Linked DNA regions of Homo sapiens: region 1 is linked to region 2. The links are chromatin loops, found by intact Hi-C in ENCODE. Cell type or tissue: heart right ventricle. All regions are shown on one strand. Links, peaks and the distances in the headings refer to the core of each region. The heading gives the core; the rest is flanking DNA. Region 1 overlaps LMCD1-AS1 (LMCD1 antisense RNA 1). Region 2 overlaps LOC107986009 (a long non-coding RNA gene).

What was found. Hi-C counts contacts between places; a loop is a spot of excess contacts. Peaks named below come from ENCODE experiments on the same cell type or tissue, not always from the same donor. Only the 100,000 strongest peaks of a DNase experiment are listed, where the experiment ranks them.
Region 1: a loop joins it to region 2, with 2.9 times the contacts of the local background. A loop is called at or near these places in 7 of 110 quality-filtered maps.

Annotation. Positions count from the first base shown.
Region 1 is chr3:8,323,441-8,326,349 of GRCh38, forward strand. All of the region lies in intron 3 of LMCD1-AS1 (LMCD1 antisense RNA 1), which reads right to left. Among named protein-coding and RNA genes, the nearest start is that of LMCD1-AS1, 180 kb to the right of the region's middle. In heart right ventricle, for the core only: a CTCF peak has its summit at 1,507; a DNase peak (open chromatin) is centred at 1,515.
Region 2 is chr3:8,605,979-8,608,887 of GRCh38, forward strand. All of the region lies in intron 3 of LOC107986009 (a long non-coding RNA gene), which reads right to left. Among named protein-coding and RNA genes, the nearest start is that of LINC00312, 36 kb to the left of the region's middle. In heart right ventricle, for the core only: CTCF peaks have their summits at 1,747 and 1,948; a DNase peak (open chromatin) is centred at 1,733; H3K27ac peaks cover 515 bases.

The DNA.
Region 1 (2,909 bases), core at 158-2,657, 280 kb before region 2:
GATTTGGGTATAATCCTGAGTATTCAGATACCTGTATTTATAGAGTTAACTAGTGGAATAAATATTTTATTTTTCAAGCAACTATTTGCACTTTATGCAGATGTAATCCAATCAAAATGAATACATAGAATGTAAAGGATTCCAGAGGCCTTTGTTTATTTATTTTGTTTCTTAGGACCACCGTGGTTTAAAATGTAGAGTGTGGCTTTAGCCAATTAACAGCAACTTTTGTCCATTGCCCAGCAGCTGTAGAAGAGATGAGACTTATTCTGAAAAAGGAGAAAAGGCAAAAATCATAAAAAAGGGAATCTTTTCTTATTTAGGGGCCCAAACAAGTACATGCCCCAAAAGGCCAGAGGAGCTACCTGAATAGCCTGATAGGCAAAGAGCATCATGAAGGGGATTTGTGAGAGATCCCAGACATAAAATAAAAGCAGGTCTCCCAGGGAGATCAAATGGATGGGCTCGGTTCCTGGTCAATGTGGCCCCGGGAGCCAGCAAGAACAGAGAGATGGCCAGAAAATGCCAGCATCTCCGGATTCATGCAGCTAAGACCAGTGTCCCTTGGGACACCAGGGCCTGTGATGCCTCTTTAAGTACTGGGACTATGTCCAGCACCATTCTGTAGCTTGAGGCCAAAGAAGGAGCCAAGATAGGAATCCTGCCTCCAAGCAGCTCACACTCTAGGGAAGGCAAATAACTACAAAAGAAGGTGTCGCCTAGGAAAAGAATCCAAGGGCAGCTCAGGGATGTGGTGCAGGTCAGCATGACCCAATCCCTGGACCAACTGGAGGCTTCAGAGCTCAGCACCACTGAGCAGAGTAGAGCAAAGTCCACTCAATCTGTGATGCACCATGGCTTTTCTGCCAACCCATAGCAGATGTCCTTCTTAAGTGGAAGACTCAAAGCAGCAGACTATGAGAAAGACTCAAGGACAGAACCACAAAACACCATGATGCCAGCAATCCTGATGGTATTAGTTAGGGCAGAAAGCCTCACATTTCAGAAAATGAACTTAAACTGCAGAGAGACATAAGCCCCAAGCTGTCTTCCAGTGATTAGGCTGTTTCTTGACATAAAGGTCCTGTCACAAATGAAAGCTTGGCAAATCAAAGGTAGAACCTAAGAAAAGAATGACCCCAAAGAGCCCAGAGTCAGAGATGGTACTTTGCCTCTAGCCACCGCCCTTGACTAAAAGAGTGTGCTTGTCCCAAGCAAGAAGGTCTTTTTTTTTTTTTAAATAATTGCTGTAATTAATTAAACATACACCTAAGTTCACTGTTTGGTAAGACTCCATAAAAAATTGTTTAGATTCTTCTTACACCATTCCTTTATGTGTTTTCCCATTAAAAAATCATATTCAAGTGTTGATAAGGTAAAAATACCTAGATATGTCTGATTGATTGCATCATTTGGAAACAGCAGAATGTATTGAAAGACATCTGGTAGCTCAGAGTCTGCAGTGGTTGAGAGGCTGTGCAGCAACCACACTTCTGAACTGCGCCAGCAGAGGTCCCACTGCTCCTGGGACTCAGACACTGCAGCTCAGTCCACAGTCAGGCCTCAAACACCAAGAATCTCCCCTACACCTGCCTCCAAAAGCCGAATGCCTCTACCACCACTATTGCCAGTAAATGGACTTCGTGCTCTGCTGCTTCCTCTGGTCACTTCACATCAAAATCTCCTCTGTGTGTGCATCTTATTGGTGGGGAGCCTAAGCCATATGACTGCATCCGCAAGAGAGGCTAGGAAAATGTACGACCGGCTCCCACCTTGGGTGGAAAAGAGTCCTATTATGGGAAATTATCCAAACAGAAAGGCTTTTCAGAAAATCCTGTATGTCCACGAAACATAATAAATGATTCTCACTAACGTTCAATTTTTTCTTTCTTTTTTTTTTTTTTTTTTGTCTCTTATCAGAGGTTCAAGTCAAGTTGCAGCCTCAATTGCTGCCAGGAAATGATGGGAAAAAATGAGTCTGAATTTTTGTTGCCAGAGAACAAACCTACACTCATTTTAAAGAGCTTTTGTCTGCTCCACACACAATAATGATTAGCTAACAATCGCTATTGTGTTTTGGAAAGTATGTTGAGACTTGTAAAAAAAAATACTTCTATACTTCTGTGGGAGCAAAACTAAATGTCTGAACAATGATAAATTCATTGGAGGCCACAGAGAGTGGAAAAGTTCCAAAGAATAGCAAAGGCTATTTTTCAGATAATAGCAGGCTGAAAAGAAGGTCATGTTGGCAAGATAAAGACACTTTCATAAAAAAGAAGATCAAAGCAACCTATTGAAAATGAATCTATACTATTCATATCACCAAGATGTCATTTAATTCTCTGGTTTGATTCATGAAATAAAGATTAATGATTTTAAACCAGGAGAGAAGGGTCAAATTGTCAGGGTGGATGGATAGCTGTAATATCAGATAAATTCTGATATTACAGTGAAGTCAGTTCAAAAATACTCAAGTACCGCCCCGCCAGCTGCCCCGTCTGGTAGGGAGGTGGGGGGCAGCCCCCGCCCGGCCAGCCTGTCCGGGAGGGAGGTGGGGGGCGCCTCTGCCCGGCCGCCCCGTCTGGGAGTGGGGGCCCCCTCTGCCCGGCCGCCACCCCGTCTGGGAGGTGTACCCAGCAGCTCATTGAGAACGGGCCATGATGACGACGGCGGTTTTGTCGAGTGGAAGGGGGGGAAGTGTGGGGAAAGGAAAGAGAAATCAGATTGTTGCTGTGTCTGTGTAGAAAGTAGACATGGGAGACCCCATTTTGTTCTGTACTAAGAAAAATTCTTCTGCCTTGGAAAAAAAAAATACTCAAGTAGGTATCTGTCTACATTTATGGAAAATATTACACATTTGAAAAGATATATATAAACATACACACACACCCAAGCAGTAAACTGCTTTG
Region 2 (2,909 bases), core at 220-2,719:
TGCAGCAGTTGGGGGATAGGGAAACTAGTATCCCCAGCCTCACTTTTCTCCCTCCCAGGCTTAAATGAAAGCTCCTTGTTGGCCAAAGCCAAGTAAAGCCCCCAACTTAGGCAGTTTGGGCAGCTACAGAAGAATACCATAGACTAGGTGCCTTATAAACAACAGAAATTTATTTCTCCCAGTCCGGAAGCTGGAAGTCCGAGATCAAGGTGCTGGCAGATCTGGTGTCTAGGAAGGGCCTGCTTCCTGGTTTGCAGATGGTCACCTTCTTGTTGTATCCCCAAGTGATGGAGAGTAGAGAGCAAGATCAAACCCTTGCATCTCTTCTTATAAGGGCACTAATCCCGTTCATGAAGGCTCCATGCTCATGACCTGATTACTCCCCAAAGTAAAGTGCATTCATATTCAGGGTTAGGATTTCAACCTACGAATATTGGTGGGACACATTCAGGGTATTGTGCTCCCCATTGGCCAAACCCTCAAAAAAGCCAGAGGGCAAGGAGGTCCATGCAGGACAGCCTCCCAGGGCCCAGTCTAGAGTGGAGAGGGGTCCGGAGAGGATCCAGAGAAGCAAAAAGAAAAGATTCATCCACCAAGCATTTGAGGATTTCTCAACAGTTTCCCCTGACAACGTGGGCAGGTCCATGTCACCCTGCACCCAAGATCTCCCTTGAAAGTTCTCCACCCGGCACATGGGCATGGGCATTCCCCAGGCCCTTCTCTGCAGTGCTGGCTTTCTCTCTCTCTCCTGCCACTCCTTCACACAGTGGTCAGTTTGCCCAATCCAATCACTCCCTTCCCGATGTCAAACTTATCTCTCCTTAATTATGCAGAGTAATTTAGAGAGCATCCTGCCCCCTGTGCCAGAGGATCACCACAGTGTCTCTTCCCGGCCAGACAGTGCTCTCCCGAGAGGCAATCTAGCACGTAGCTTTCTCATCTCATCTCACATTTTTGGCATTCACATTGCACGACTCAAACTGATTATTAGCTGCCAAACCTTGTTTGAGGAGTGTTGCAAAAATAATTTTCCCTAATTGATCTGGATAAACATGTGTCTGTCAATATAAATCCCATCTCTTCATGGATGGTTTGCTGCATCTGCAGCTATCTGCTTCAGGGCAAAACTAAAGAGGATTTTCTGCAGCTGTAAGGGGCAGCCGCTGAGTGGATCCTTCTTTGAGAAAACTTTCTCTGAGCCAAGCTGGAGGAATGAGAAGAATAACCAGATGCTTCGAGCCAGGAAGATTGTCATGTTTGTAAAATCAGATTGGATTTGTTCCCCTGCAAGAATTTGGACTCCCTGTGCCCACCAATGACCACAGAGCCAACGCCACCTGCCCATTGCTGCCCAATGGGCAGACCACACTGGCTTCTGCAGCCCGGGCTGTCCTCATTCACTCTCTTTTTCTCAGGGGAGAGTCTGCACTCTGTACCACCTGGAGAGAGTATGTCCCTTAGAAATAACAGGCATCTTGTCTTCCTCAACAGCCTCCCTGACTGTGAGGCAGGGCGATCAGCAGTGGCTGCTGGGGGCACCAGGAAGGAAGGAAAGTTGGGAGCCTGAGTGTCCTGCCCAGTTTCAGAAAGAACTCAGTCCAGTCTAGACAGAGAATCTCCATTCCAGCCCTTGCATCCTCAGAGGAAACCCTCCAGCCTGGTTTCTTATCAGGTTCACATGTGACATTAAACAGGTCCAAGCTTGCAGTCTTACAAGGAAAGTGGTTGGCTGGGGACACCCGGTGTCCAGTGTGTGCATAAACACTGCCCTGGGTGTTGGTGGTTTTGCTGCCAGGATTCCCCTCCGCTTCTGGAAATGGCACCTGAATTTTCCTGCGGGAAGCGGGGTTTGCCCTCTCCTCAACCAGGATGGGTTTTGATGGGGCAGTTCCCATCCCCTGGACCTGGGCCTGGATAATCAGCTTATTTCAGCACAGGGCCATAGAGACTGGTGTTAGGCTGGCTCAAGCCAGGGTGTTTGGCCCAAGGAGTCTCAGTCCTGGGGCCTTTTGTAGAGCAACCAGGAAAGTCATGAGCTCTTGGCTGCAGGAATGCTGAGAAAGTCATAGCCAGCCTGAAACTAAGGGTGTACCTCTTGCCATTAGCAGGATAGGGAAACGTAGGAGACAGGTAGAAAGAAACATGTTCAACAACATTGCCTGAACCTCTGGGAACACCCCAGCCCAGAGCCAGAACTACACCAGACTTGTCGGTTCTGTGTGCCAGTAAACTGCTTCACCCAGCGTGGGTTGGGTTTCCGTTACTTTCGACCAAGTGTCCTAATGCCCACGTGTACATCTATGTTTTCCTTCTGCTGTTTCACTATTTGTTGGTGGGGTCAGTGACATCTATCTGTCCTCTGTACCCCTACACACCTCCCTCTGTCTGCCTCTGAATGGTCCCGCCCGTCTAGAGCCAGCTGTGTGTTGGGAGGCGAGATCTCAGGCTCAGCCATACCATGTACAGGTGACTGCCTGCTGGCAGGTCTGACATGAGAGTGTGGAAGTGGGGCTCAGAGGCTGCAGGGTCCAGTGCTGGGAGACGCACTCAGAAGGTTCACACCGAGACTGTGCAGTGAAAGGGAGGCAGCGATGGGTTCTAAGGCATGGCAAGTTCACCAGGAGGCACCGATTACAAGACGGGGTGGAGGCCACAGTGAGAGGCTGGCCCTTATGCACAGTTGGGACTGCCAGGGTGGCCAGGGAGGTGAAGACGGAGAAGGACGAAGCCTGCTCTGTGGAGGCACTGGGTGCTTCTTGGCATACCCCAAGCCTCCTCTGGATTTAAAGGGACTCTTTCTTTGATTCCATACTGGAGAACCAGAAGACAGAAGACCCTGGTCCGGCCCAACCTGCTGCATGGCTTTGGGCAGGATGCTCAACCTCTTTGAACCTCAGGTTTCTCATCTT